Linked DNA regions of Homo sapiens: region 2 is linked to region 1. Evidence: read pairs that join two places in POLR2A ChIA-PET (ENCODE). Cell type or tissue: Panc1. All regions are shown on one strand. Links, peaks and the distances in the headings refer to the core of each region. The heading gives the core; the rest is flanking DNA.

What was found. Peaks named below come from ENCODE experiments on the same cell type or tissue, not always from the same donor. Only the 100,000 strongest peaks of a DNase experiment are listed, where the experiment ranks them.
Region 2: POLR2A ChIA-PET joins it to region 1 with 7 read pairs; 2 of 35 experiments call an interaction of 5 or more read pairs at or near these places.

The regions. Positions count from the first base shown.
Region 1 is chr2:156,204,472-156,220,468 of GRCh38, reverse strand. All of the region lies in intron 1 of LINC01876 (long intergenic non-protein coding RNA 1876), which reads left to right. Among named protein-coding and RNA genes, the nearest start is that of LINC01876, 42 kb to the left of the region's middle. In Panc1, for the core only: no CTCF peak of the experiment used is centred there; no DNase peak of the experiment used is centred there.
Region 2 is chr2:156,101,356-156,117,352 of GRCh38, reverse strand. The region is part of intron 1 of LINC01876 (long intergenic non-protein coding RNA 1876); the gene reads left to right. Among named protein-coding and RNA genes, the nearest start is that of LINC01876, 150 kb to the left of the region's middle. In Panc1, for the core only: no CTCF peak of the experiment used is centred there; a DNase peak (open chromatin) is centred at 6,313.

The DNA of each region.
Region 1 (15,997 bases), core at 447-8,446:
TTATTGATTGCCTTGTGATAGTCTTTCAGTTAAATCTGCTTGGTGTGCTATAATTTTCTTGTAGTTGAATGTTGATATCTTTCTCTAGGTTTAGGAAGTTCTCTGATAGTATCCCTTTGAACAAACTTTTTACCCCCATCTCTTTCTCTACCTCCCCTTTAGAGTCAATAAGTGTTAGATTTGCCCTTTTGAGGCTATTTTTTGGATCTTGTAGCCATGCTTTCTTTCTATTATTTTTTTCTTTTGTCTCCTGTGTGTATTTCCAAGTAGCCTGTTTTCAAGTTTATTAATTCTTTCTTCTGCTTAATCAAGTATGTGTTAAAAGACTGATGCATTCTTCTGTATGCCACTGCAATTTTTAGTTCCAGAATTTTCTGTTTTATTATTTCTAATTATTTCAATCTCTTTGTCAAATTTATCTGATAGAATCCTGAATTCCTTCTCTGCATTATCTTGAATTTCTTCGAGTTTCCTCAAACTAGCTATTGTGAGTTCTCTGCCTGAAAGGTTCCTCCAAGATTCGTCCACTGGCTCTGAGCCCAACCCAGCCCTAGGTGTTATCTAGGAGTTGCAGTCCTTGTGTCCTAGACTGCTTTTCACAAGGACCCCAGAACATTTTGGCCCATGGTAGTGAGGCTTTCTGAAAAACTCAAGTTCTCACTGTTGCGATGAGTGTTCACCTCTGGCTAGGTCTGGTCCAAATGCTTGCTCCATGCATGGGTGCTGGCTGAGCCCAGCATTTCTTTGATCTCTGCAGTGACTGTGCAGCAGTGAATTCAATGTAAAGTATGCCAGTCACTGCTCTCTCCCTCCCCAAGTGCACAGACTCTGCATGACACGGCCATTATTTGAGGGATGGGGGGAAGAGTGGTGTCAACAATTTGACTGACTCTCCTACCCTCTTCAGTACCTCTTTCAGTGATATGAAGTTAAAACCATGTACTGCCATTGCTCACCTAATTTTTGCTTTTTGTGATGGTTCTTTTCTGTGTGCAGATGGTTGTCAAAATTTGGTGTTCCTGCAGGGTGGATGAATGGTGTGGGCTTTTATTTTGCCTCCTTGCTCTGCCCCTGGATTACCTTTCATTTCTTGTATCTTTCTGTTTTACTATTTTAATTTTCATTATCCTATTTTTTGTTTGATAAAGCATATATATGTTTAAAGTAAATTGATAGAAGAGAAGGAAAACATTTTATGCAGAAACAGGAAAAAATTCACCAAAAGAAGTTTTTCTCTGAATAATCCTGGTTTACTTTCAGCTGCAGTAACTGACAAAGCTATTTCCTACAATATTAAAATGGCTGATTTGTTATTGTTCTGGTGAGTGATTTGTACTCAGTGGATCACTGTTGGTCATGGTAATTTCGAAGTAAGAAGAACTTGCTTTTCCAAAGAATGTCTTACATTTCATTTAGAATTCTCCAAAGCAAATTACATCAATTCTATAGTTTGTTTTGGTGTGAACATTGGTTAGACTACACTAGAGAAATATTCTTACACTGTTTATAGTAAATGGCTGTTTTTCATTTACAAAAACAGTGTAAGAATAATGATTATTTGCTCTAGTCATAGAAAGTCCTTAATATTTGCTTTGTATAGTAAACATTAATTCCTTTGTCCATCATTATTATCTTACTATTACTCATAAGAAAGTTATTTTTTAAGTTTCAAAACACTACTTTGTGTGTTTCTCTAAACTTTTTTTTAGATAAATTGGCAATCAGATATTTTCTATATTTTCACATTACATATAAATTTCCTTTGAAATTTTTCCACCAGTAATGGATAGAATACTCATTATCAGGAAGGTAATGATTGTTAGGAGAATAGAGAGTGAAAATATCAGTGATGGCTGATACTGCTTTCTTTCTGCATGTTTCTCAATTCTAGCCTGCCTTGTCTTTAAACACCTCCCATACAAAACCTGATATTTTATAGAGCACAATTTTGTGTCATGCATTTTTTCTTTGGTTTTGTATGGTCTTGGTCCATTTAGGCTGCTATAACGGAATGCCACATATGAGGTGGCTTATGAATAACAGAAATTTGTTTCTCACAGTTCTGGAGGCTAAGAAGTTCAATAACAGGGCATGGTTATATTGTGTGTCTGGTCCCAGCTTCTTCCTGGTTCACAGATGGCTGTCCTTTCACTGTGTCCTTACATGGTATAAGGAAAAGGGAGTTCTTTGGGATTTATTTTATAAGGGTATGATCCTTTTCATGTGGGCTCACCCTCATGACCTAATCATCTCCCAAATGACCCACATCCTAATGCCAGTGTCTTAGGGGTTAGGATTTCAACATGTGAATTTTGGTGGGATGGAAACATTTATTCTAAAGTATGTGGGTACTATCAATCAGGATGGGTGAAGTTTTGCTATAGAAATAAACAACTTAAATCTTAACAGTTTGCAGTAACAGAGTTTATTTCTGACTCATTCAACGTGTCCAGTGGAGCATGGCAGCTCAACAGAAGGGACCCAGGCTAATGGAAGCTCCAACCCAACACAGATTTCCATAATATAGGGCAGGGAAAAGAGAACATGCCTTCAAAGACTTATCCCAGAAGTGACATATGTCCCTTCCCCTTACATTTTATTTGCCAGAGTAAGTCACAAGGCCAAATCTGAGTCCAACAGGACAGGGAGATATAATTCTCCCATAGGAAGAGAAACTAGTAATTGTGAACAGTAATCACAGCCTTGGGACAGACAGTATCTTGCCCTTGAGAAATGTATGATGGTATGGAAATGTTTATCTGAGTCTCTTTGTAAGCATCTAAGAACTTGTTTTATAAATCCAGGTTCTTCTGTATTGGGAGAATATATATTTAAGATAGTTAAAATGTTGTTAAATTAGGCCCTTTACCATTATGCCCTTCTTTGTCTTTTTTGATCCTTGTTGGTTTAAAGTCTGTTTCTTCTGAAATTAGGATAGCATTATCTGCTTTGTTGTTGTTGTTGTTTGCTTGGTAGATTTTTCTTTATTCCTTTACTTAGAAGGTAGGGATGTCATTGCATGTGAGATGGGTCTCTTGAAGACAGCATAAGTTTGGGTTTTGCTTTATCCAACTTGCCATTCTGTGCCTTTTAATTGGAGCATTTAGCTAATTTACATTGAAGTTTGATACTGATATTCATGAATTTGAGCCTGTCATCATGTTGTTAGCTGATTATTATGCAGCTAACATAATACCTGCTTTATAGCTATATATATATGTATATATTGGGGGGGGAGAGAGAGAGAGAGAGAGAGAGAGAGCTATATCTTGTGTAGTTGCTTTATAGCATCAATGACAATGGCCTTTGTACTTAAGTGTGTTTTTGAGGCAGCCAGTAATGATCTTTAATTTTCATATTTAGCACTCCCTTATGGACCTCTTGTAAGGCAGCTCTTGTGGTGACAAATGAGCATTTGCTTGTCTGGAAGGGATCTTATTTCAGCTTCACTGATGAAGCTTAGTTTGGCTGGATATGAAATTCTCAGTTGGAGTTTATTTTCTTTAAAAATGCTGGATATAGGCCCCCAATCTTTTGTAGCTTGGAACATTTCCATTAAAATGTTTGCTGTTAGCCTGATGGCTTTTCCTTTGTAGGTAATCTGCCCCTTCTCTCTAAAGTCTTTAACATTTTTTCTTTCATGTCAACGTTGGAGAATCTGATTACTATGTGTTTTGGGGGTGATTGTCTTGTATAGCATCCCACAGGAGTAATGTGCATTTTGTGAATTTGAATGTTGGCCTCTCCAGTGAGGTTGGGGAAATATTCATGGATAATATCCTCAAATATGTTTTCCAAGTTACTTGTTTTCTCTTCATTTTTTACAGGAACTGTCAATGAGTCACAGATTTGGTCTCTGCATAATCCCATATTTCTTGGAGAATTTGTTCATTCCTCTTTTTTTTGCATAATCCCATATTTCTTGGAGAATTTGTTCATTCCTCTTTTTTTGCATAATCCCATATTTCTTGGAGAATTTGTTCTTTTTTTTTTTTTCCCTTTACTTTTGTCTATCTGAGTTAGTTTAGAGAACAAATCTTTGAGCTCTGAGAATTTGTCTTTAGCTTGGTCTATTCTGCTATGAATACTTGCAGTTGTGTTAGGAAATTCTTGTAGTGTGCTTTTCAGCTCTATTGAATCAGTTTGGTTCTTTGTAAAAATAGCTATTTTTTTCTCTCAGCTGCTGTATAATTTATTGTAATCCTTACATTTCTTTAATTAGATTTTGACTTTCTCATGAATCTCAGTGATCTTCATTCCTATCCATATTCTGAATTCTATGTCTGTTAGTTCAGTCATTTCAGCATGATTAAGAATAATTGCTGGGGGAAATGGTGAGGTCATTTGGAGGAAAGAAGACACTGGCTTTTTAAGTTGCCAGAGTTCTCATGCTGGTTGTTTCTTATCTGTGTGAGCTGACGTTCCTTTAACTGTGGTTTGATTTGAGTATAGTCAGTTGTCTTCATTTCTGGATGTTTTCAGAGGGCGATGGCTTTGTGCAGGGTCTTTATTTATCACTGAATTCTTGTCCTTGGTTTCACAAGTTGGAGAGATGGGAAGGAGTATATTAGCAAAGTATTTTTGGTTTTGGAGTTTGGACTGTGATCCAGTAGATGGCACTTAAGTGTAATCACCAGTAGGTAGATGCTTGTTGAGTCACATGGCTCCTCTGTATTTTCTTGTGTTTGTAGCCATGCTCCCTGTCAGTGTTCTCAGAGAATGGGCTCCTCTCCCATTTGAGTTCTGGCTGCAGATCTTAGGTTGGCATTCCTGGGAATCATACCACATCCCTGGGGTGAGCCCAGAATTTAAGTTTTCTTCCCAGCGTCGGGCAACAGGGGCAGGGACCTTGACAATTAGTGCCTAATTTATTGACAGCAATGTAAGCTTCACTGGATTTTTCTTTTCTTTTGGTCAGGACATGATATGCCTTTTCAGAATGTAATGGTAGCCCTGTGTGGAGCTTCTCTCAGAGTTCCCAAGTAACAGTCAGCCATGTGGCAGCCACAGCATCTCAGTACTATATTTTCTTTACATATTTTGCATTTAAGTTGATGTTGCTGACAGTGTGGTTAATCAAACACTCACCAGACACTATTTGTTCTTAAATCAATGTGAAGTTTGGGTGACTTGTATGGATAATTCACTGAGCTCTTTCCTCTTTGTTTTATATACTCCATCCTATGCTGAGGGTAATTGTTTCCTGCAATAGATTTTAACAAAATTTCTCTTTGTGCAGAGTTTACAAAAGTGTTCTGTAGAAGAATATATCAAGGTGTATCAGCTCAAAAGGCCAGCCCTAGTCCATTTTTATACATTTTGTTGTTATTAGTTAGCATTTATTAATCTCTCCTACTACCTTTTTTTGCTATTCTAGATAGTTTAACATTATGAGAGATTTTATACAAAACAAATACACTCTGAAGATGAGAAAACTGAGAAACAGTAGGTTAAATGGTGTATTACAGTTTCTAAGAAATATTATTGCAGTCTTCTCAGTATGCCTAAGCCATATTTCCTCGGTGTTATCTACTTGTTTTCTTGGAAAAATTGACTATTGGTTATGTATATGGAATTATAATATAAATTTAAAAATCTCAGATCTAGAAAATATTGAGAAAACAAGCCATGGTTTAAAAGTAGATGTTTGCAATGAATATATCTAACAGAAGACCAATGTCTGACATATACTGAGCTCCTATAAATCAATATGTAAAAGATAAAATATATAATGGAAAAATGGGTAAAAGATTTGATGCTTCAGTCTTTTGACATTTTTCAATTTATTGATTGAAAAATATAATCGAAAAATGGGTAAAAGATAGATACTTTACAAAAGAGAACATCGAAAAGACAAATTTGACCTCAATAACTTTCAGGAAAATAAAGGTTAGAAGTGCAATGTTAAATTGCAAATATTAACCACAGAATAGGCCAAGCTGAGGAAAGAGTCTCAGAGCTTGAAGGCAGGCTTTCTGAAATAAGGTAGGCAGAAATAAAGAAAAAAGAATGAAAAGGAACAAACAAAACTTCTGAGAAATACAGGATCCTGCAAAGAGGCCAAATCTGTGAATCACTGGTGTTCTTGAAAGAGACGGAGAAAGTAAGCAACTTGGAAAACATATTTTAGAATATTGTCCATGAAAACTTCTCCAACATCACTAGAGAGGCCAACATTCAAATCAGAAAATGCAGAGAACCGTTGCAAGATACTATATAAGAAGATCATCACCAAGATGCATAATCATCAGATTTTCCAAAGTCAAAATGAAAGAAAATATGTTAAACGCAGGTAGAGAGAAAGGGTAGGTTATCTACAAAGGGAACCCCATTAGGTTAACAGTGAACCTTTCAGCAGAAACCCTGTAAGCCAGAAGAGATTGAGGGCCTATATACAATATTATTTAAAAACAAAGACTTCAACCAAGCATTTCATGTCCAGTCAAACTAAACTTCACTAGTGAAGGTGAAATAAGATCCTTTTTAGACAAGCAAATGCTAAGGGAATTCTTTACCACTAAACCTGCTTTACAACAGCTCCTGAAAGGAACATTAAGTATGGAAAGGAATGAATGTTATCAGCAAATACAAAACCATACTTAAGTACACAGACTAGTGACACTATAAAGCAACTACACAAACAAATCTGCATAATAATCAGCTGAAAACATGATGACAGACCAAATCCACACATATCTGTAGTAGCCTTGAATGTACATGGACTAAATGCCCCAATTAAATGGCACAGAGTGGCAAGCTAGATATGGAAGTGAGACACAACTGTATGCTGTCATCAAGAGACCCATCTTATATGCAGTGACACCCACGGGTTCAAAATAAGGAGATGGAGAAAAAAATCTACCAAGTAAACGGAAATCAGAAAAAAGTACAGGTTGCATCCTAATTTCAGACAAAACAGACTTTATTTTTTTATTTTTGTTTTTTGAGATGGAGTCTTGCTCTTTTGCCCAGGTTGGAGAACAGTGATGTAATGTCAGCTTACTGAAACCTCTGCCTCCCAGGTTAAAGCAATTCTCCTGCCTCAGCCTCCTGAGTAGCTGGGACTACAGGCACCTGCCACCATATCCAGCTATTTTTTGTATTTTTAGTATAGATGAAGTTTCACCATGTTGGCCAGGATGGTCTTGAACTCCTGACCTCAAGTGGTCCACCCACCTTGGCCTCCCAAAGTGCTGGGAATACAGGTATGAGCCTCTGCACCCAGCCCAAAACAGACTTTAAACCAACAATGATCAAAAAAGACAAAGAAAGGCATTACATAATGGTAAAGAGTTCAACAACCAGACCTACCTATACTAAATATATGTGTACCTAACACAGAAGCAGCCAGATTCATAAAGCGAGTTCCTAGAGACCTATGAAATAATAGTGGGAGACTTCCCACACAATAATAGTGGGAGAATTCAACACCCTATTGACAGTGTTAGACAGATTATTGAGGCAGAAAATTAACAAAGATAATTAGGACCTGTACTCAACACTTGATCAAATGGACCTAACAGACCTCCACAGAACTATTCATCCTCAAACAATGGAATTTATATTCTTCTCATTGCCACATGGCACATGTTTTAAAATCTACCACACAATCAGACATAGAACTATCCTCAGCAAATTCAAAAAATGAAATCATACTAACCACACTCTTGGACCATAGAGCAATACAAATTGAAATCAAGACTAAGAAAATTGCTCAAAACCACACAATTATTTAGAAATTAGACAACCTGCTCCGGAATGACTTTTGGATAAATAATGAAATTAAGGCAGAAATCAAGAAGTTCTTTTGGAGTAATGAGGACAAAGATACAATATATCATAATCTCTGGGACACAGCTAAGGCCATTTTAAGAGGGAAATTTATAGTGCTAAATGCCTGTATCAAAAAGTTAGAAAGATCTCAAATTAACAACGTAACATCACAATGAGAAGAGCTAGAGAAGGAAGAACAAACCAACTCCCAAACTAGCTGAAGACAAGAAATAACCAAAATCAGATCTGGAGAGAGACATGAAAATCCATAGAAAAAATCAATAAATCCAGGACTTTGTATTTTAAAAAACAATTAACAAGATAACTAGACTGCTAGCTAGACTAATAAATGGAAAAGAGAGATGACCCAAATAAACACAATTAGAAATGACAAAGGGGGCGTGACCATTGACCTCACAGAAATACACATAACCATCAGAGGCTACTGTGAACCCCTCTATGCACACAAACTAGAAAATCTAGAATAAGTGGATAAATTCCTGGGATGCATACACCCTTCCAAGACTGCACCAGGAAGAAACTGAATCCTTGTAAAGAGCGATAACAAGCTCTGAAATTGAATCTGTAATCAGTAGCCCACCAACCATAAAAAGCCCAGGACCAGAAGGATTCATCATGTTCAAAGGAGAACTGGTACCATTCCTACTGAAATTATTCCAAAAAATTGAGGAGGAGGGACTCCTTCCTAACTCATCTTATAAGGCCAGCATCATTCTGATACCAAAACCTGGCAGAGACAATAAAAAAAGAAAACCTCAGGCCAATATTCTTGATGAATATTGATGCAAAAATCCTCAACACAATACTAGCAAGCTGAACGTAGCAATACCTCAAAAAGCTAATCCATCTTGATGAAGTATGCTTCATCCTTGGGACGCAAAGTTGGTTCAACATACACAAATCAATAAATGTGATTCATCACATACACAAACTAAAAACAAAAACCATATGATCATCTCAATAGATGCTGAAAAGGCTTTCTATAAAATTTAGCATCCCTTCATGTTTAAAACCTTAAACCCTCAATAACCCTCAAAATGTTCCTCAGGGAACATATTTGAGAATAATAACCATCTATGATAAACCTACAGCTAATATTATACTGAATGACTAACAGCTGGAAGCATTTCCATAAAAACTGGCAGTGTATGAGCATGCCCATTCTCACCACTCCTATTCAACACAGTACTGGAAATTCTGGTCAGAGTCATCAGGGAAGAGAAAGAAATAAAAGCCATTCAAATAGGAAGAGGGGATGTCAAACTATCCCTGTTGGCAAATGACATGATTCTGTATCTATAAAACCCCATAATCTCTGCCCAAGAGCTCATAGATTTCATAAACAACTTCAGCAGTTTCAGGATACAAAATTAACATACAAAAATCATTAACGTTTCTATACAACAACAATGTCCAAGCTGGAGCCAAATCAAGAAAACAGTCCCATTCACAATAACCACAAATAATAAAATAAAATAAATAAAATAAAACCTAGGAATATAGCTAATCAGAAAGGCAAAAGATCTCTACAATGAGAATTACAAAGCACTGCTCAAAGAAATCAGAGATAACACAATCAAATGGAACAACATTCCATACGCATGTATAGGAAGAATCAATTATTGTTAAAATGGACATACTGCCCAATGCAATGTATAGATTCTATCTTATTTTTATCTAACTACCAATGACATTCTTCACAGAACTAGAGAAATCTAGTTTAAAATTCATATAGAACCACAAAAGAGCCCGCATAGCCAAGAAAATCTTAAGTAAAAAGAACAGCTGGAGGCATCATACTACCTGACTTCAAACAATACTACAGGGTACAGTAACCAAAACAGCATGATACTGGTACAAAAACAGACACAAAGACCTATGCAACAGAATAGAGAGCCTAGAAATAATGCTGCACACCTACAACCCTCTGATCTTTCACAAAGCTGACAAAAATAAGTAATAGGGAAAGGACTCCATATTTAATAAATGGTGCTGGGAAAACTGGCTAGCCATATGCAGAAGATTGAAACTGAACCCCTTCCTTACACCATATACAAAAATCAACTCAAGATGGATTAAAGACTTAAATATAAAATGTAAAACTATAAAAACCCTTGAAGACAACCCAGGAAATACCATTCTGGATATAGGTCCTGGCAAAGACTGTATGATGAATACACCAAAAGTGATTGCAACCAAAACTAAAACTGACAAATGGGATCTAATTAAACTAAAGACCTTCTACACAGCAAAGGAAACTATCAACAGAGTACACAGGCAACCTGTAGAAAGGGAGAAAATATTTGCAAACTATACCTCTGACAAAGGTCTAATAACTAATCTAAAATAAATCTAAAAGAAACTTAATTTTACAAGCAAAAACCAAACAATCCCATTATAAAGTGGACAAAGGACATGAAAAGACACTTCAAAAAAACACATACATATGGCCAACAGCATATGAAAAATGTTCAGTATCACTAATCATTAGAGAAATGCAAATCAAAACCATGAGACACCATCTCACACAAGTCAGAATGGTTATTATTAAAAAGTCAAAAAATAACAGATGTCGGTGAGGTCCTGAGGAAAAGGAAAGGCTTAAATACATTGGTGGGAGTGCAAATTAGTTCAACCATTTGGAAAGCAGTGTAGTGATTCCTCAAAGAACTTAAAACAGGACTACAATTTGACCCAGCAATCCCATTACTAAGTATATACCCAAAGGAACATAGATCACGCTACCATAAAGACACATGCACACAAATGTTCATTGCAGCACTATCACAATAGCAAAGATATGGAATCAGCCTAAATGCCCCTCAATAGTAGACTGGATAAAGAAATAAAGAAAACATCTTACATATACACCATGGAATACGATGCAGCCCTAAAAAAAATAGAGATCATGTCCTTTTCAGGAACATGGATGGTGCTGGGGGCCATTATCCTTAGCAAGCTAATGCAGGAACAGAAAAACAAATACTGCATGTTCTCACTTATTAGTGGAAGCTAAATAATGGGAACATATGGACACAGAGAAGGGAACAACAGATACCAGGGCCTACTTGAGGGTGGAGGGTGACAGGAAGGAGAGAATCTATAAAATGCTGATAAAAACTATCAGGCATTCTGCTTAGTATCTGGGTGACTAAATAATCTGTACACCAAATCCTTGTGACATGAATTTACCTATATAACAAACCTGCACATGTACCCATGAACCTAAAATAACAGTTAAAAACAAATGCGGTGATATACCACAACGCACCAGCAGAATAGCCAAATTTAAAAAGAAAGAAAGAAAAATCCAGATCCAACAACAAGTATCAAAAAGGATGCAATGTATCCAGAGCTGTCATACACTGATGGTGAGGATGTAAAGTGGTCTGACCATTTTGGGAAATTCTGTGTCAATATCTATTAAAGTTGAATATATGACCCAAATAATTCCAGTCCTAGGCGTATGGCCAAAGATATGTTTAAATCAGTTTATAAAAAGACATACGAGTGTTCGTGGCAACATTTTTCCTAATAGCACAATGGTTAAACTACCCAACAACCTGTGAATTATAGAATGGATGAATTAATTATGATATATTAACATTGTACAATAATGAGAGTGAATACACAACAACTACATGCAACAATGTGAATAAGTCTTAAAAACACACCACCGAGTCAAAAAAACCAGACACAAGAGTGTACACTGTCTGGTTCCATTTCTATGAAGTTCAAAAATATAAAAAAACTGGCTGGTCGCAGTGGCTCATGTCTGTAATCACAGTACTTTGGGAGGCTGAGGCAGGTGGATCACAAGGTCAGGAGTTCGAGACCAGCCTGGCCAATATGGTGAAACCCCATCTCCACTTAAAAATACAAAAATTAGCCAGGTGTGGTGGTGCACACCTGTAGTCCCAGCTACTCAGGAGGTTGAGGCAGGAGAATCGCTTGAACCAGGGAGGTGGAGGTGGCAGTGAGCCAAGATCACACCGCTGCACTCCAGGCTGGGCAACAGAGTGAGACTATGTCTCAAAAAAATATATATATATTTATATATATAAAAATATATATAAATATATAATTAACATGTATAAAATATATAATTAACATACAAAAATCAGTACATTTCTATACACCAATATATGCCAATAATTAGAAATATATGATTAACATATATATATATATATATATATATATATATATATATAAACTAATGTAGTATTTAAAGTCAGAATGGTGGTCAACTTGTGGCAAGGTGCAGTGGCTCATTCCTGTAATCTCAGCACTTTGGGAGGCTGAGACAGGCGGATGACCTGAGATCAGGAGTTTGATCCAGGCTGGCCAACATGGCAAAACCCTGTCTCTACTAAAAATTAAAAAAAAAAAAAATTAGCCAGGAATGGCTGTAGGTGTCTATAATCCCAGCTACTTGGGAGGCTGGGGCAAGGAGAATTGTTTGAATCCGGGAGGCGGGGGTTTTAGTAAGCCCGAGATTGCGCCGCTGCCCTCCAACCTGGGTGGCAGAGCGAGACTCTGTCCCTCTCAAAAAAAAGAAAGAATAGAGGTGACCATCAGAAACAGGGAATTGTGGTGGGGGCTTGGGACATTCAGGAGACAAGATGGGGTGCAAGAAATACTCTATTTTTGACCTGGTTTAAAGTTAATAGTTTAATTTAGTCTGTGAATACTCTTGAAGCTGTATATTATGATTTGGGCATTTTTAATGTTATACTTCAATAAAAGGTACTTGAAAAATCTAAAAATATATACAAAAACAAAAATATATACAATACAAATTATACTCCTAATAATTTCTTGGCCTTTGGATGAGGTATACTCAAAGAACATAAACAGGTTAGGCTGGCCATGCAAAATCTTAATTAGAAATTAATAATGAGGCAAAGGTAAACGATCTCTGTATTACATCACACCCTTGAGCCTCTCTTTATGAATATGGGTAATTGGAAATTGTTTAGCTATAGTTTGTTGTTGGAGAGATTTTTCAATTAATATTTCTATTAAGTAGGGAGAAAAACTAATTTTGCTTGTAATAAAATATTGAGCTCGAGAATTTCTAACCTGTCTTATTAGATTATTCTTTATCCTTGTTGTTCTATATTTCTTTTTCTCTCTCTCTCTTTTTAGCTACTGCAGAAAAACATTTCTGTTCACTTAATGGATTGCAGCCCTTTTAAAAAAATTCAGATCCATCTGATATTTATCTTGATTTGGATGTCATTCAGAATGTTTGCAATGAAAGAGATTTTCTATATGCCTCTCTAATATCTAGTATCTGTCACTGCCACTAGACTGGTATGCCCTTGGTCTTATCTTCCCTTTTGATGAAATGTTTCATGAGAATAATATGAGATGCATAATGGGCATTAAAAAAAATTAATTTAAAATATTAGGTAAGACTGTTAGGTTTAGACACCAGGTTTATTTACCTAAACAGAAGTAATAACCTGGTGTAATTTTAAATATGATGATTTTTATAAAACCATTAAAAAAGTGATACAGGTGGTAATTAAAGAAACCCATTTGTGATCTACATATTCATGCAAAACAAAATTCCAGAATCAAACTACTACCCAGATGGGGTCTTCAAAGACTGATTTTTGCTTTAGTGCATCTAGAGCATTCAAATATGCATAAAAACTTTTTTATATTGGTTTTTACTGATGATCAAAGAGATGGAGAATGGAAGAGGCAATTTGCCTTTTTTTAGGTAGGTGACTGTAGTGAAATATTATTGGTAATTATAGCATGTATTATACCCAGATGTTAGTTTTTTCCATTCTCCTGTTATACCCCTGTAAACCCACCAAAAGTTAACTTTCTGTAGTGCAATCAAAGAGAAAGGTGGCTAGCTACGTCCACACCCTCAGATGCCTATACTCTGCTGCCTTCTTGAGGTTCACCTCATCTTTTCTCTGGGCCTTGATCATCTAGCCCTTATTTTCTGGAAGTATTGTTATTCAAGGATGTGTGTGTTAACAGAGTTAACTGAAAATCTGGCTGTAAAGAATTTCATGCTCCTCACCTTTTCCGCAGGTCTTTTTCTGACCTCCAGGTTGATAGTCCCTGTTTGTTTCTGTCAGGACTCTCCTCCCGTTTCAGGCTGCTCCTAAACACTCCCTCCACTCCTTTCATTTTTGTAATGTAGAGCAATTCAGATAGGTGTTTGTTTCTCTCTCCTTGTTTAAACTAAGCTCTGGGGGGCTTCAGCATTGAAACTCAAGTGGCCTGTCAAGGTGTCTTACTAAACAAAAGGCCATCCACTCCAGAGAGAAATGATGCTTATTTTTTGGAAGCATAAGTGATTTCAGTCAATTCTGTTTTTCCCCTTCCTGTTACAAATATATGAACACAAAATATCTCAGAGGACATTTCCTTCTCACGATAACCGATCTCACTGGTGAGACACCCTGCCATTGCTTAACTAGGCAGAGTCTTTTCTTCCATTTACAAATTTGCTTACATAAACCTTTCTTAATCTGTGACTGACAACAGTTAGAAGATAATGTCTTCCACCAACTATTAGTGCCAAAAAGCAGAGTAAAAAAGAGTGTTTGTAAATGTATTGTGGAATAGAAAATAATCAGCGAAATGCCAAATCTAAAAATCACTGAATCAGATTTTTATTTTATATGTAAATAAACTATAGAATTATTTAATTAGTATTTATATTTAGCTTCTATATGGCATTCAGATTTGGCGCACACCTATTGTAAATCAGTGATTCTCATTGGCTGAGTAAGATGAATTTCAGACTCTCAAGGCCTATATGTGTGTGCATATGTCATGTGTGTGTGCATGTGTGTGTGTAAGTTTATGCTTGTGTATGTTTAGAAAAAACTTCTCTCTACCATGCACCAACCAGCCACAATTTAATACACACACTTGCCAGTTCCACTGAGAATAACTACTATAATCAACCATTTACATAGTGGTTAGCTCTGAGTCAACTTTTTCTACAATTATGTTCACTGATTGAATTTAGCAATTTCGGTGCAAAATATTACATCATTCTTGGTGCTGACTTCAATGCTTTTAATTATTCTTGGAAAGGATGGTTCTAACTCACTACTCCTAGCCTTTATGTGTGTTAGAAAGTCCAACAAGCAAATACAAACAAAAGCAAACATACAGAGAAAAAAAGACAACCAAGTAGTCTTTATCAGTCCCTTCAGTAATTAAATTTTAAAATTTTTTAAATTTTTCTTTGCATAGGCAATGCTTCCACACAGGACATAGTTCAGAAGGCATTAGAAGGCATAGAGTAAAAAGGTAAGTCTCCCTTCTATTCCTGTCCCCCGCCACTTCCAGGAGGGACAAGTGCTTTAGTTTACTTTTTTTCTTCAAGTGTCTATGTATATGCAGACATATCTATCTATCTCATCTATCATCTTTCTACTTTCCTGTCTGTCCAAAATCTATGCATCTTGTAAAACATTCCAAAGCAATATATTTTTAAAATTGCTCCAAAACGTCATTGTATGGTGTCAGATTTTTTCAACCAGTCTACTACCGATGAATACTTAATTTGTTTTGAAACTTTTGCCATTTCAAACAATAATGCAGTGAACAGCCATATACAAATGTTATTTTGTATATATGTAAATATAATGGAAGGATAAATTCCTAGAGATGAAATTGTTGAGTACGCTGTATTGCTCTCCATAGAAGTTATACCAATTTACAGTAGTACCTGCAATGTAGACCTTATTCAGAATTACACTGTAATTATTATTGTAATTTTATCTTCACCACTATTCTAAAGAGTATATACTATCTTGCTAATGTAAGATGAAGAAATTGATGCTTGAGCTGGCTCATGACCTGCATAAAACCATGCGACATGCCAAGGATTGACAATAGGATTCTGCCAAGTCAGAAGCACTTTCCAACATAGTCTCTGTTTTTCTTAAAGACAAAGGAGAAACCACTATTTTTTGAAGCATCAGGTTGTGAATCTGTTGGCAGAAGCCAGAAGACAACTCAAGGACTATCCTTGAGATACAGTTTTGCTACATCAAAGAAGATTCTGTTCATTTGTCACTATCCTTTAGGTGTATGGAAGCATGTATGAATGTGTGTGTATATATATTTGATATTAAATACAAAAAGAAAAACTTCTGAAGATTTGCTGTGGAAGATTACCTCTGCCTCCTCTTCTGTAAAACCAAAGGTTGGACTA
Region 2 (15,997 bases), core at 3,006-11,005, 110 kb after region 1:
AAGTTTCCATCATCGCCCACTAGTCCTTATTAGAGAGGCTGTTTTCCAGTTCTTGCAAACACATCTGTAGGCTGGTGCCCCAACATCAGGTGCCCGCAGGTCAAATTCATTTAACCTAAGAAACCTGGTCAAATATGAGCACCTTTTGTCAGCATTCCATATAGTTTTTCTCCCAGAAAGAATGACCAACCTGAAGCAGCTGTGGGTAATTCTGTTAGCCAAAACAAGCTGGAAGCAAAAGGGAAAAAGGTAACAGTGAAAATTCTTAAAGGAACCAAGTACAATCTCACTAATAAGCTACAAAACATTTAAATGACTAGTGTCTGTGTGTGCTTGCTAGTATTATTATACCATCAGAAAGTAAAAATGGACATACATGTTATGCATTAAACCCACAAGAGAGAAAACTTGAGGACTGATTAATTTAAGTAGTAAATGAATCCAAGAAGTGTGGATCACTTGATGGAAAATAACCAAGAAAGCCCATTATTATCTCTCTTGCTGGCTTGGTGTATGATGAAGAAGAGACATATATTAAAGGGTGCTGCCAGAAGAGAATAAATTTGTATCTTAATAGAAAACTCAAGGCAAACTTGCGGGGGTTACCAAATCAAGGAACATTTCTTGAATTCCCACTGACTACGGTGTTTCTGTCACATTGTTGATTGCTGCAGACATTTCCTTAACTCTAGAGTGCCAAACATCAAGAAAATGTGCACAAATAAACAATATTAAGAAACACTGGTGTGGTAGACTGTTAGAACTCCCCCCATTCCTGTATGTACATCTCTTTGCAATGTGACTTTGCTGGTTCTCTTGTAGTGGACTTTATTTCTACCCCAACTGACTCTGGGCTTGTCCATGCACCTTGCTTTGGCCAATGGGACATTAGCAAACATAACTCAAGTAGAGCCTTGAAAAGTCTTTTTACATTGAGACTCATGCTCTCTCACTGCTGGGAACCCTGAGAGCTCCAAGTGAGAGCTTTCAGGAAGCTGAAAGCTAGCTTTCACCCGAGAGGATGAAATTCCACATGTAAAGACAGGCTGAAACACTTCAGCCATCCTGGCCAGAACCTCAGGCATTAGAGTGAGTACAAACCAGACCATCAAGTCCTTGACAAAGTTACTCCATACCAGAACTGCCAGATCACCGACAGACATGTAAGAAATAAAAATCTGTTTTTGTTTTAAGTCACTAAGTCAGCAGCAAAAACTAATAGATACACAATGAAATAAATGTGTAAAGTTCAACTTTAAGACATGATATGTGATGGAATCATTGAAGAAATCATACAAAGTTGAGGTTAGTATGGAAAGGCTTCAAAAAAGAGTGAGGGTTTGGTGATTCTGTGTATAATATTTTGCAGAGATCTTTTTCTGCTTCATTTTTTTGTCACCAAATCAGCTGCAAATCCTGGTCACTTATGTTTAGATTACTACATGCATCTTCACATGTATCTTCCATCTCTTTTTGTCTATAATTCAAATAAGTATTCTTAGAGTCATCTGAGTTATATACAGGCATACCTTGTTTTATTGCACTCCACAGATATTGCAGTTTTTACAAATTGAAGGTTTGTGGCAACCTTGCATGGAATAAGTCTACCAGTGCCATGTTTTCTAACAGCATGGGCTCACTTTTTCACTTTGTTGACTTTTTTAAAGAAAATTTTTAGATTAAGGTATGTGTGTTGATTTCTTGGTCATAATGCTATTCCCCTCTTAATAGACTACAGTACGAGAGCATAACTTTTGTATGCACTGGGAAACCAAAAAAATTTGTGTGACTCACATTATTGCAGTATTTGCTTTATTGTTGTGGTCTGGAACTGAACTCACACTGTCTTGGAGGTATGCCTGTTGTATTAGTCCATTCTCACGCTGCTACAAAAACATACTTGAGACTGGGTAATTTATAAAGAAAGAGGTTTAATTGACTCAAAATTTCTAATGGCTGGGTGACCTCAGGAAACTTATGATGATGGCACAAGGCGGAGGGGAAACAAGGCATGTCTTACATGGTGGCAGGAGAGAGCGGGACTGGGATAAGGAAGTGTCATACTTTTAAACCATCAGATCTCATGAGAACTCACTTGCTGTCATGAGAACAGCATGAGGGAAATTGCCCCCATGATTCAATCACCGCCCAGCAGGTCTTTCCCTCAACACCTGGGGATTACTTGGTTCCATGTGACTTCTGAGTCTAGGCCATTGAAGGATAGAGCTTCTGCCTGGTTCTCTCTCTCAGATCATACACATTCTAGAGGAGTCCAGCAAACATCCTGTGAGGACAATTAAGCAGTCTTATGGAGAGACTCACATAGCAAGTAATCACATCCTCCCATCGTCAACCAGCATCAACTTTTTGGTCATGGGAATGAGCCACTTTGGAAGAAGATTGTCCAGCCCGAGTCCAAAACCTATAGCCCCAGGCAGCATTTTGAATTCAACATCATTAGAGTCTCTAAGGCAGAACCACTCAACTCAGCTGCTTCTCAATTCCTAACCCAGAGAAATTCCGTGAGATTCAAAATATTTATTATTGTCTTAAGCTACCAAGTTTTAGGGGAATTTGTTTCACAGCAATGGATAACTATTACACACAAAAGAAAAATGCCAAAATTTGCATAGTACTTTTAAAAATAAAAATAATAAATCAATCAGTCTGATTTTGGGCCAGCAGCTGGATCAGAGACATTAGTTGCAGTTCCTTATTTCGGAATCCAAATGTGAAACGACACACATTGTTAAGCTTAGTCTTTGGGTGCCTTAGCTCTTTTCTTTGTAAATTTTAGTTAATGAATCTGTCAATATCCAAGTCATTTTAAAAAACTTTGGATTCATGGTAGTAAACTCCCTCTTGTTTTATCTTCAATGTAATTAGTTTAATTTTATGCCTTAACGTTCTTATGATCTATCTTCTTTTCTATACTTCAGTCCTGTCTATATTCATACCCTTGTCTAATATTCTATGGAATATTTAGGAACTTAGGCCTCCAATCCGTCAGTAAAGTACCCCTTCTAAAAGGTACTATTTACAGTATATCATCTAAATGCTTTTGCTTGTTACAAAGTGACCAGGCCCTAAATATCTCTACAATAGTATATTTTGTCCATATCCCACTTCTTATGATCTAACTGATTACAGTGCTCCAATCAAGCTAGCTGTTTCATATTTCTAATTGGCCTCTGCTTGGAATGCTGTTTACCTCTTGTTCATCACTCTTGAGTACTTGTGTGCAGAGAATATTCGTATTCTTTAATTGCTAAATGTAGGTTTGTTCCTGAAGGGAATTTATAATCTGGAAGGGGGATTAATTAACTGATCCCAAACAGAAAATTACAAAGTGTAACCCTCACAAACAAAACTTCCATAATAAAGACTCTTGTACTTGTGTAATTAAATCTTCAGCACAATTGCCATCAAATATCAGTAGAAATAAGAATCATTTGAAGAGTTTGGTGATATTCATGTACCTAAACTCCATTATTTGAGATTCTAACTTCATTGTTCTGTGGGCCAAAGAATCGGCATTTTTTATTTCACAAGTTCCACAAAAGCATTAAAGATCTCATAAAAGGTCAACTTTTGTTGTTTAGGGAGACAATAAATGATGAGTAAGCTTGTAAGCCAAACTCAATGTATTTAGTATCCAAAGTGAATCTTTTCTTAGTAGCAAAAACTGAACAATAAAAAGTTGGGGCCGGGCGTGGTGGGTCACGTCTGTAATCCCAGCACTTTGGCAGGCCTAGGTGGGTAGATCATTTGAGGTCAGGAGTTCGAGACCAGTCTGGCCAACATGGTAAAACGCCGTCTCTACTAAACTACCAAAAATTAGCTGGATGTGGTGGCGCATGCCTGTATTCCCAGCTACTTGGGAGGCTGAGGCAGGAGAATTGCTTGGATCGGGGAGGTGAAGGTTGCAGTGAGCCAAGATTATGCCACTGCACTCCAGCATGGGCAACAGAGAGAGACTCCATCTCAAAAAAGAAAAAAAAAAAAAAGGGAAATTGGAGTGGCTATACAAATGTCAGACAAAATACGCTTTAAAATTAAAAATGTGACTAATGATAAGGAGGGGCATTTAATAATGATTAAATGGTCAAGCTATCAGGAAGAGAGAACAATTATAACATGTATGCATGCGACAACAGAAAACTAAAATACGAAAATATAAGCAAAAAAAGAAAATGTGAAAAATTTTTGTGCATCAAAAGACACTATCATGAAAGTGAAAAGACAACCAATTTAGTGAGAAAAAAAGTTGGCAAATCATATGTCTGATAAGAGACTTTTATCTAGAATATATAAAGAACTTTTGCAACTCAATAATGAAAATACAACAGCCCAATTGCAAGTGTGCAAAGGATTTAGATAGACGTTTCTCCAAAGAAGATATGCAAATGGCCAGTATGCACAATATGCAATGATACACGTAACATCATTACTCATCAGAGACTAATAAATTAAATTATTATTAATAATATTATTACTGACTTAAATAATTAAGGCATTATACATGAAATCAAAACCCCAATGAAATAGCACTTCATATTCACTAGAATGGCTATAATCAAAATGTCTGCTAATAACAAATGTTGGCAAGGATGTTGAAAAATAGCCGTCATATGCTCCTGGTGGAAATGTAAAATGATGCAGTCACTTTGGGAAACAGGCTGGGAGTTTTTCAAAAAGTTAAACAGAGTTGTCATATTACCCAATAATTCCACTCCTAGGTATATATCAAAGCAAAATGAAAGCATATATTCATGCAAAAAATTGTACATGAATATTCATAGCAGCATGATTCATAATAGCCTAAAGGGAGAAACAACCCAAATGTACATCATCTGATGATGAAAAAACAAAATGTGTTATATCAATACAATGGAATTTTATTGGGCCATGAAAAAGAATGAAGTAGTAATACATGCTACAGTGTGAATAATTCTTGAAAACGTTATACTAATTTGAAGAAACCAGACACAAAAGACCTCATATTATATGACTCCATTTACACAAAATGTCCAGAAGAGGCAAATATATGAATATAGAAAGTAGATTAGTGGTTGCTTAGGGCTGGGGTGGGGCTTGGTGGTAGATAGGAAGATTGAAAGGTGATAGCTAAAAGCATCTTTTCAAGAGTTTCTTTTTGAGGTGACAAAAATGTTCTAAAATTGATTGTATGATAATCTATGTGAATATACTAAAAACCACTGAATTATATACTTTATGTGTGTAAATTGCATGGTATATGAACTTTAACTCAATGCAACTGTTACCAAAAAATTTGACTAATATTGACAACATGCTTTCAGACTCTTAAAGCGTATTGTGTAGATACAAAGATTCTTATCGGCGTTAATTTTCATATTTGTATTTTATGTTAGATTCATGTTAGAGTATACATACTTTCAAACTTCAAGAAAAAGTTTCCCAAAGAAAGTTTTGTTAGATATGTAAGAACAGAGTTGGGCTAAGCAGGGAAGGCTGTAGGTAGGAGGTTTTGCTCAAACGCAACCCAGATTGGCTGTTTACATATAAGCAAAGACATCATAAAGTCACAAGGCAAGAGTAATCAAAATCAGTAGCTAAAAAAATCAAATCTTAACAAATTTGAGGTTTTTTTCCCCTTCAAAATAAAACATAAAGCAATTTCTGAACTTTGTGGATAAAATCTCAAAATACAAATAATGATGTTGTTTTATAAAACATGTTAAAGCACACATATCAATGCATCAACTCTACCCACCACCAAACCTTCCCGTCCCCAGGACACTTAACTGAAAACTTCTGCCAGGTCTTTTTGGCTTTTTTTTCCTTTTCCTTTGACTTCTATGTTAATCTATCATTAAGGATTATTAAATGTTCTTTAATAAGTATTAAAATACTTTTAAAAATGTGGCTTCTTAGATTCTTCTCATTAAAAGTGTATCATTTAAAATATCTTAATATATTTTTTCACCTTGATTGAGGTATAATTGACAAATAGAAAACTTATGTATTTAAGGTGTACAACTTGATGTTTTGATATACGTATACATTGTGAAATGAACACCACAATCAGCTATCATATTTTTAAACTCCACACATAGAACTCTTTTATGTTGACAGACAGCTTCTCTTGGTACATTATTGCCTAAGTATGATCAGTTTTTTTATTTTTTTTATTTTTTTTTAGTTACAGAGGGATTTTTATTTAGTCATTTTTCTTCTTCCTCTTTTTTTTTTTTTTTTTTTTTTTTTTTTGAGACCAGTCTTATTCTGTCATCCAGGCTACAGTTGCCATGGTAAAACCATAGCTCACTGCCGCCTCCACTGGGCCCAGGTGAGTATGATCAGTTTTTTTACTACTTGAGGCCTGGCAGGACTAAGGATTCCTTAAATTGGTACAAAATCTGGAGAAGAGGTAGACATGGCTAGAAAGACAAGCAGACGTGACATGGGGAGCCCTTTGGAGAAAGAGGAAGGGAAAGAACATGAATGAGAGAGGGATAAGTGTGTGATGGAGTGAGGCGACTACTATGTTGGTGATTTTCTTTTTCTTGCTACAGACCATCAGTGCCGATGGCAACCTCTCCCATCACTCTCTTCTTATATACTTCTCTTCTCTTAGGCTGCACTTGGGATTTCTGATCAGGAGAATCCTCAGGATGTTCCTGAGGGCCAGAATACCCAAATGCCTAAAGAGAATGGTGAGATACACATCCAAGATCAGGTGCTTAAAATCTGCAACCAAATGCCCTAGGAAGACAGGAAGAACTGCAGCCTCCAATTCCCAGACAGCCATTCTGGGGCTTAAGAGAGAGTCTGGAAGCAGATTTTTGCCCAAGTCATGGCTTTACAACATACTAGCTGTGTGATCTCAGAAAAATCACTTCACTCCTCTGAAAGCAATTTGCTCTAACTGTAAAGTTGGGTTAATAGTAAGATTCATATAATATTATTATTGTGAGAATTAAACAAGATGTTATATGTAAAGCACCATTAATAGTGCCTGATACATAGTTAATAGTCAATAAATGATAGCCATTATTATTATTGTGTTCAGACATCACATAGCCAGGGCACTGGAAATAAGGCCCCAAACCTTATTTTTCCATTCAGACAACCAACAAATGCTGAAAACTGTTTGGTCATCTGAACATCCTGGCTATATAGCCATCTAGAATCTTCACTGAAAGTATTTTAAATTCCATGAAGACACTTGAAAGACTTGATAAACACCCATCTTAATATTTTTTCAAATGAAATTTTATATAGCTGTGAATGAATAAGAAACACTTTCCCACTACTTTTTGTATAGTTCCAAATTATTTAACATATTCAGAAGAAGAACAATTCTGGGATTGCTTTAGATGGTTTCTTGACACAAAATTTATTGAGCAATGCCACAGCATTTGTTTAGGAATTAATTCTCAGGATTCAACTATTCAGAGAAGAAAGACAAGTATCTTTTACACTTTCTTCTCCCATATACCCCCAGTATTTGATGTTTCTTCGTACTTATTAGCAGTGAATCTAAAAAAGTAAATAATCCTATTGACATAGACTCATATCCCCAAATAAGGGACATTTTGGTTAACAGTCACTATCAATCAATCGTAAGTAGTTCCATTAAGGAATTTATTTTCTGGTATACATTACTAGAATTTGTATTTTGTATGCTGGCAAGGGTAACTGGTTTTAGTTTCTGTCAATGATATAAGAAGTTAAAAAGGTAATTTTTTTAAGTGAATTGATTTAAAGAACAAAATAAGAAAATATAAGAAAGGTAAGTATGTGAATATGACATGCCAGAGCCCAGGCATAGATTTATATCTTTAGTTTTCAGCATCTATTATGTGCTTAATAAGTGCTTTCTGAGGGTATGAATGAATGAAATTCCACTTTGCTTCTCTGTGCATCCCTGCCATGTTCTCAAGTTTTTATGAAAATTGCTGTCATGGCTGGGCGCGGTGGCTCACGCCTGTAATCCCAGCACTTTGGGAGGCCGAGGCAGGGGGATCACGAGGTCAGGAGATTGAGACCATCCTGGCTAACACGGTGAAACCCCGTTTCTATTAAAAATACAAAAAATTAGCTGGGCGTGGTGGCGGGTGGCTGTAGTCCCAGCTGCGCCGGAGGCTGAGGCAGGAGAATGGCGTGAACCCGGGAGGCGGAGCTTGCAGTGAGCTCGTGCCACTGCACTCGAGCCTGGGCGACAAAGAGAGACTCCACCTCAAAAAAAATAAATAAATAAAAATAAAAATAAATAAATAAATTGCTGTCACTAAATTTGCTATTTTTTGTGTGTATTTATGTCTTGGGTTTGCACCTATCTGCCTTTGAGTCTTTCCTTATTTCTTTTTTATTATTTTAAGCATTCTTGAACAATTTGAGGTCCAGGATAGCTCTGTATTGATCTTCCTTTCTCTACCTGTTGAAAGCGCCAATCTCCAATTTCCGGGGCCTTTCCTGTTATATGCTTTTTGTATCCTCCAGGACATAGCACAAGGCCTGACATCTAAGTGCTAAATACAATTTATCTGGTAAAACTATTTGAGTTGCTTGCATATTTAGATTGGTCAATTCTCAGTCCTCATTTCTCTTAATCTTCTTATCACTTGCCACTCCTTTCTTATTATTCCTTTCTTGAAACACATTTTCAACTCAACTCTTCTTTCAGAATGCCATACTCTACTGTTTTTTCTCGCACCATATTTGCTAATCCTTCTCAGTCTTTTTTGTTGATTCTCCTCTTCTTTTCAAACTGTTTGTGTTGATATGTCCTAGGATTCAGTGTTTGGACTTATTTCTTATTTATTCTCATAGTTTTATCAGTTAAATTATTTCCATTGTTAAGGCCAAAAACCTTGGGGTCATTTTTGAGTCATCTTTTTCTCTCACATTATACATCTAATCCATGAGCAAAATTTGTGGATGCTATTCTGAAATATGTCCAGAATTTGATTACTTCTGTCCACTACACTTTTATCATCTGGATACAAGCAACGATTATATTATGCCTAGTTTATTGCATTAACCACTTAAATTACATCTTTACTTTTATCTTTATCTCTGCATAGTTTGTTTTCAAAAGAATGACAAAAATAGTCATATCATGTCAGGCTTCTTTTGCTCACATGCTTACTATCAATTTTAATTGTTCTCCATCTCTCTTATATTTATTTTTAACAACTTTATTGATATATAACAAACTGTACATACTTAAAGTATGCAATTTGATAAGTTTTGACACATATCTACACCCATGGAACAATCACCACAATCAATGTAATGAAGACAACCATAACCCCGAAGGTTTCCTCCTGTCCCTTGCACTCCATTCCCCGTGTTCCTCCTTCACCCATCCCCATTTCCCAGGCAACCACTCATCTGCTTTCTATGACTATAGGTTGTTTGGATTTTCTAGAATTTTATATAAAAGGAGCAACAGAATATGCACTCTTTCTCATTTATTTATTTGTTTTGGGTCTTACTTCTTTCTCCAGCATACTTATTTTGAAAGTCATCCATGTTGTTGTATGCATCAGTGGCCCATTTCTTTTTACTGCTGAGTACTGTTCCATTAAATGAATGTACCAGTTTTTGTTTTTCCATTCTCCTGTTGATGGACATTTGAGTTGTTTCCAGGTTTGGGTAATGATAAATAAAGCTGCTATGAACATTCATGTGCAAGTCTATCTATGACTATAGGCTTTCATATCTTTTAAGTAATTACCCAGGGATAGAATGGCTAGCTCATATGGTAGTTGAATATTTTACTTTTTATAAAACTGACAAACTGTTTTCCAAAGTGTTTCTATCACTTTGCATACCTACCAGCAGCATTTGAGAGTTTCATTTTCTCCATATTCTCATCCACATTTTGTATGGCTGATCATTTAACCTTAGTTGTCCTAATATATCTGAGGTGATATAATATTGTAGTTTTAATCCATTCGTATTTAACTTATTAATCATTTCTTAAATTACTAATGATGTCAAATATCATTTTATCTGCTTGTTGGTCATGCCTGTATCCTCGTTGCTGAAGTGTTGTTAAAATCTTTTGCTTATTTTCTCATTGGGTAGTTTTCTTATTGTTGAGTTTTGAGGGTTTTATTTTTTTTTCTTTTTCTTTTTTTTTTTTAACTATACTTTAAGTTCTAGGGCACACGTGCACAACGTACAGGTTTGTTACATATGTATACATGCACCATGTTGGTGTGCTGCACCCATTAACTTGTCATTTACATTAGGTATCTCTCCTAATGCTATCCCTCCCTCCTCCTCCCACCCCATGACAGGCCCCTGTGTGTGATATTCCCCTTCCTGTGTCCAAGTGTTCTCATTGTTCAATTCCCACCTATGAGTGAGAACATGCAGTGTTTGGTTTTTTGTCCTTGCAATAGTTTGCTGAGAATGATGGTTTCCAGCTTCATCCATGTCCCTACAAAGGACATGAACTCATCCTTTTTTATGTCTGCATAGTATTCCATGGTGTATATGTGACACATTTTCTTAATCCAGTCTATCATTGATGGACATTTGGGTTGGTTCCAAGTCTTTGCTATTGTGAATAGTGCCATAGTAAACATATGTGTGCATGTGTCTTTATAGCAGCATGATTTATAATCCTGTAATGGGATGGCTGGGTCAAATGGTATTTCTAGTTCTAGATCCCTGAGGAATTGCCACACTGACTTCCACAATGGTTGAACTAGTTTACAGTTCCACCAACAGTGTAAAAGTGTTCCTATTTCTCCACGTCCTCTCCAGCACCTGTTGTTTCCTGACTTTAATGATTGCCACTCTAACTGGTGTGAGGTAGTATCTCATTGTGGTTTTGATTTGCATTTCTCTGATGGCCAGTGATGATGAGCATTTTTTCGTGTCTTTTGGCTGCATAAATGTCTTCTTTTGAGAAGTGTCTGTTCATATCCTTTGCCCAATTTTTGATGGGGTTGTTTCTTTCTTGTAAATTTGTTTGAGTTCTTTGTAGATTCTGGCTATTAGCCTTTTGTCAGATGAGTAGATTGCAAACATTTTCTCCCATTCTGTAGGTTGCCTGTTCACTCTGATGGTAGTTTCTTTTGCTGTGCAGAAGCTCTTTAGTTTAATTAGATCCCATTTGTCAATTTTGTCTTTTGTTGTCATTGGTTTTGGTGTTTTAGACATGAAGTCCTTGACCATGCCTATGTCCTGAATGGTATTGCCTAGGTTTTCTTCTAGGGTTTTTATGGTTTTAGGTCTAACATTTAAGTCTTTAGTCCATCTTGATGAATTTTGAGGGTTTTAAACAAGTGAATATGAAATACAAGTAATTTATCAGGTACAGTATTTGCAAATGTTTTCTGCCAGTTTGTGGCTTGTATTTTCATTATTTTAACAACATCTTTTGAAAAGCAGAAGTATTAAATTTGGATAAAATAAAATTTATGAAATTAGCAATTTTACTTTAGGTATTATATCTATGAAATATTTGTCTAACCTAATCGCAAAATTTTCTCTTACACTTTCTTCCAGAATTTTACAGTATGAAGACATATTTTGGTCTATGCTTCTTTATTAGTTAAATCTTTTAATAGATTATTTTTTGGAGAAGATTTAGGTTCAAAGCAAAATTGAAGGGAAGATACAGAAACTACCCATATGCCATCTGCTTTTATACATGCACAGCCTCCTCGACTGTCAACCACTTGCACCAGAGTGGGACATTTGTTACAATTGATAAGCCTACATTGATAGGTTATTATTAATGGAACCATAGTTTACATTAGGGTTTACACTTGATGTACATTCTATGGATTTGGACATATTTATGATGATATATATTCACAATTATTTTATCCTACAGAGTAGTTTCACTGCTCTAAAAATGCTCTGTGCTCTCCCTATCTTTCCCTCCCCTCTATCCCCTCACAACCAATGGTACTGTCTCTATAGTTTTGGCTTTTCCAGGATGTTATAGAGTTGGAATCATATAGCTTGTAATCTTTCAGATTGACCTTCTTCACTTAGTAACATGCATTTAAGTTTCCTCCATGTCTTTTAATGGCTTAATAGCTAATTTATTTTTAACTCTGAATAATATTCCATTACCTGGATGTATCATAGTTTATTTATCCACTCACCTACCAAAAGGCATCTTGGTTGCTTTTAAGTTTTGGCACTTATGAATAAAGCTGCTATAAACATCTATGTTTAGGTTTTTGTGCAGAAGTACATTTTTGACTCTTTTAGGTAAATACCAAGGAGCACAATTCTTGGATCATATGGTATGAAAGAATATGTTTTGTTTTGTGACAAACTACCAGACGATATTCCAAAGAAGCTATGCAATTTCACATTCCCACCAGCAATGTTTGAGAGTGTTTGTTGCTTCAAATCCTCGCCAGTATTTGGTGTTGACAGTGTTTGGGATTTTGGTCATTCCAATAGCTGTATGGTGGTATCTCAGTTTTTAAATTTCATTTTTAAATTTATAATTGACATGTAATAATTGTATAAGGTAGGTGCAAAAGTAATTGCAGTTTTTACCATTACTGTCAATGGCAAAAACTGCAATTATTTTTGCACCAACCTAATACGTATTTATGGGGTACAATGTGATGTTTTGACACATGTATCTGTAGTGTAATAATCAAATTGGATTAATTATAATTTATATTATTTTAAACATTTATCATTTTTTTCTCTCAACATTATATATTCTTTATTTATTCGTACATTCATTGAAAAAATATGTGCTGAGTACCTAATACAGGCAGGTGCATAAATGCATAGAATTTTATGCATAAATGCAAACATCAATAATTTAATTTAATTTAAAGTTCTGGGATACATTTCTTAGTGATAACAACATTAAAAATCTCTTCTGGCTATCTTCAAATATATGTGATATTATTATTTGCTATAGTCACCTTACTGTGTAATAGAACACTAAAATTTATACTTCCTGTCTAACTGTAATTTTGTACCCATTAATTTGTCCTTTCCTGATGACATATGATGGGGAGCATCTTTTCATTTTCTTACTTATCGTCTGTATATTTTGATGAGGTGTCTATTCATGTCTTCTGCCTATTTTAAAATCAGGTGTTTGTTTTCTTATAGTTGAGTTTTAAGAGCTCTTTGTATATTTTGGATAACAATCCTTAACCAGATATGTCTTTTGCAAATATTTCTTTCACAGTTAGTGGCTTGTCTTTTTATTCTCTTGGTAATGTCTTTTGCACAGCAACATGTTTAGTTTTAATGAGGTCCAGCTAGTTTATCAATTCTTTCTTTCATGAATTGTGCCTTCATGTTGTATCTAAAAAGTCACAATGAGAACACATGGACACAGGAAGGGGAACATCACACTTTGGGGACTGTTGTGGGGTGGGGGAAGGGGGGAGGGCTAGCATTAGGAGATATGCCTAATGCTAAATGACGAGTTAATGGGTGCAGCACACCAGCATGGCACATGTATACATATGTAACTAACCTGCACATTGTGCACATGTACCCTAAAACTTAAAGTATAAAAAAAAAAAGCCACTCAAGAAAGAACCAGTCTTAAAAAAAAAAAAGTCATTGTCAAATTCAAGATCATTTAGATTATCTCCCATGTTTTCTTCTGGGAATTTTATAGTTTTGCATTTTACATTTAGTCATTTTACATCCATTTTGAGTTAATTTTTGTTGAGGGTATAAGGTCTGTGTCTAGATTCATCTTTTTGCTTCTGGATATCTAGTTGTTCCAGCATCATTCATTGAAAGGATTATCTTTTCTTCATTATATTGCCTTTGCTCCTTTGTTAAAGATCAATTGATCAAATTTATGTGGGTCTATTTATGTGGGCTCTCTATCTCTTTCATTGATCGATTTATCTGTTCTTTTGCCAATACCATACTATGTCAATTACTGCAACTTTATAGTGAGTCTTGAAGTCAGGTAGGGAATGTCCTTTGACTTTGCTCTTCTTCAATATTGAATTGGCTATTCTGGGTCTTTTGCTTTTCCATATGAACTTTAGAATCACAATTGGTGGAATCACAATATCCACAAAATAACTTTCTGGATTTTTTTTTTTGACAGGGACTCACTCTGTCACCCAGGCTGGAGTGCAGTGGTGTGATCATGGCTCACTTCAGCTTCAACCTCCTGGGCTCAAGAGATCCTCCCATCTCAGCTTCCCGAGTAGTTGGGAACACAGGCATGCACCACCACACTTGGCTAATTTTTATATTTTTGTAGAGATGGGGTATTTCCATGCTGCCCAGGCTGATCTTGAATCCCTGAGCTCCAGTCATCCTCTTGCCTCAGCCTCCCAAAGTGCTGGGATTACAAGCATGAGCCACTGTGCCCAGCCTTGCTGTAGTTTTGATTGGGAATATGTTGAATCTGAAGATCAAGTTGGGAAGAACTAACACCTTGACAATATGGAGTCTTCCTAACCATGAATATGAAATCCCTTTCCATTTATTTAGTTAAAAAAACTCTCATCAGAGTTTTATACTTTTCCTCATGTAGATCTTGTATATATTTTGCCGGATTTATACCTAAGTATTTCATTTTTAGAGGGTACTAATGTAAATATTATTGTGTTTTTAGTTTCAAATTACACTAGTTCACTGCTGGTGTATAAGAAAGCAATTGACTTTTGTGTATTAACCTTGTATCCTGCAAACTTGCCATAATAGCTTATTAGTAACAGGAGTTTCTGTGTGTGTGCCAATTCTTTCAGATTTTCTACGAAGACAATCATCAGTCATTTCATGTGTAACAAAGAAACTTTAATTTTTTCTCTCCAATATTTATACTTTTTATTTTCTTCGCCTGTAGCATTAACTAGGACTTCCACTATGATGTTGAAAAGTGATGGTGAGAAGGAACATCCTTGCTTTATTCCTGATCTTAGTGGAAACTTTAAATTTCCCACCACTCAGTATATTAGCTGTTTGTTTTTGCAGAAATTCCTTATCAAGTTGAGGGCTTTTCTCTCTATTCCCAGTTTAATGAGAATTTTTATCATGAGTGAGTGTTGGATTTTGTCAAATGTTCTTTTGCATTTATTGATGCGATCATGTGATTTTTCTTTTTTAACCTGTTACTGTGGTAAATTATATTAATTGATTTTGGATATTAAAGTAGCCTGCATACCTGGGATAAATCCTATTTGGTCATGGTACATAACTCCTTAAATACATCGTTAAATTCTATTTTCTAATCTTTAGTTGAGGATATTTACATCTATGTTGATGGGAATTTTGGTCTGTAGTTTTCTTTTCTTGTGATGCTTTTGTCTGGTGTGGGTATTAGGATAATGCTGGCTTCATAGAATGAGTTAGGAAGTATTGCCTCTTCTTCTGGAAGAGATTGTAGAGGATTAGTATATTTTCTTCCTTAAATGTGTCATGGAATTCGTTAATGAACCCACAAGGGCCTCATGCTGTTTTTTTGGGGGAAGGTTACTAATTATTAATTCAATTTCTTAATATAATCCTATTGAGATGGTTTATTTTGAGCTAATTTTTATACATGGTGTGAGGTATGGATTAAAGTTCTTTTTTGCATATGAATATTTAACTCTTCCCGCTCCATCTATTGGAGACACAATTCTCTCTTTACTAAATTGCATTCTCATTTTTGTCAAAAACCAGTTGCCGTTATATATACATATAGATCTATTTCTAGACTTTTTATTATATTTCACTGATTTATTTGTCTATCTTGATGCCATATCCACACTTTATTATATATGTATTATATTCTAATTGAACATATTATATACTTTTCTTATTTATTTTGTTTGTTGTCTGTCTTTCTTACACCCTAAAATGCAAACTCTACCTGGGGAGATATTTCTGTCACCTTTTTTGCTGCTGTTCATTTATTGCCCAGAATACTGCCTATCACACTGTGGTCACTTAACACATTTGGTTAAATAAATGAATGATGGACAGAAATAGAGAATTCAAGTGAAGAGATGTTTAGCTTCTGTCAAATTGAAGTGACAACAGA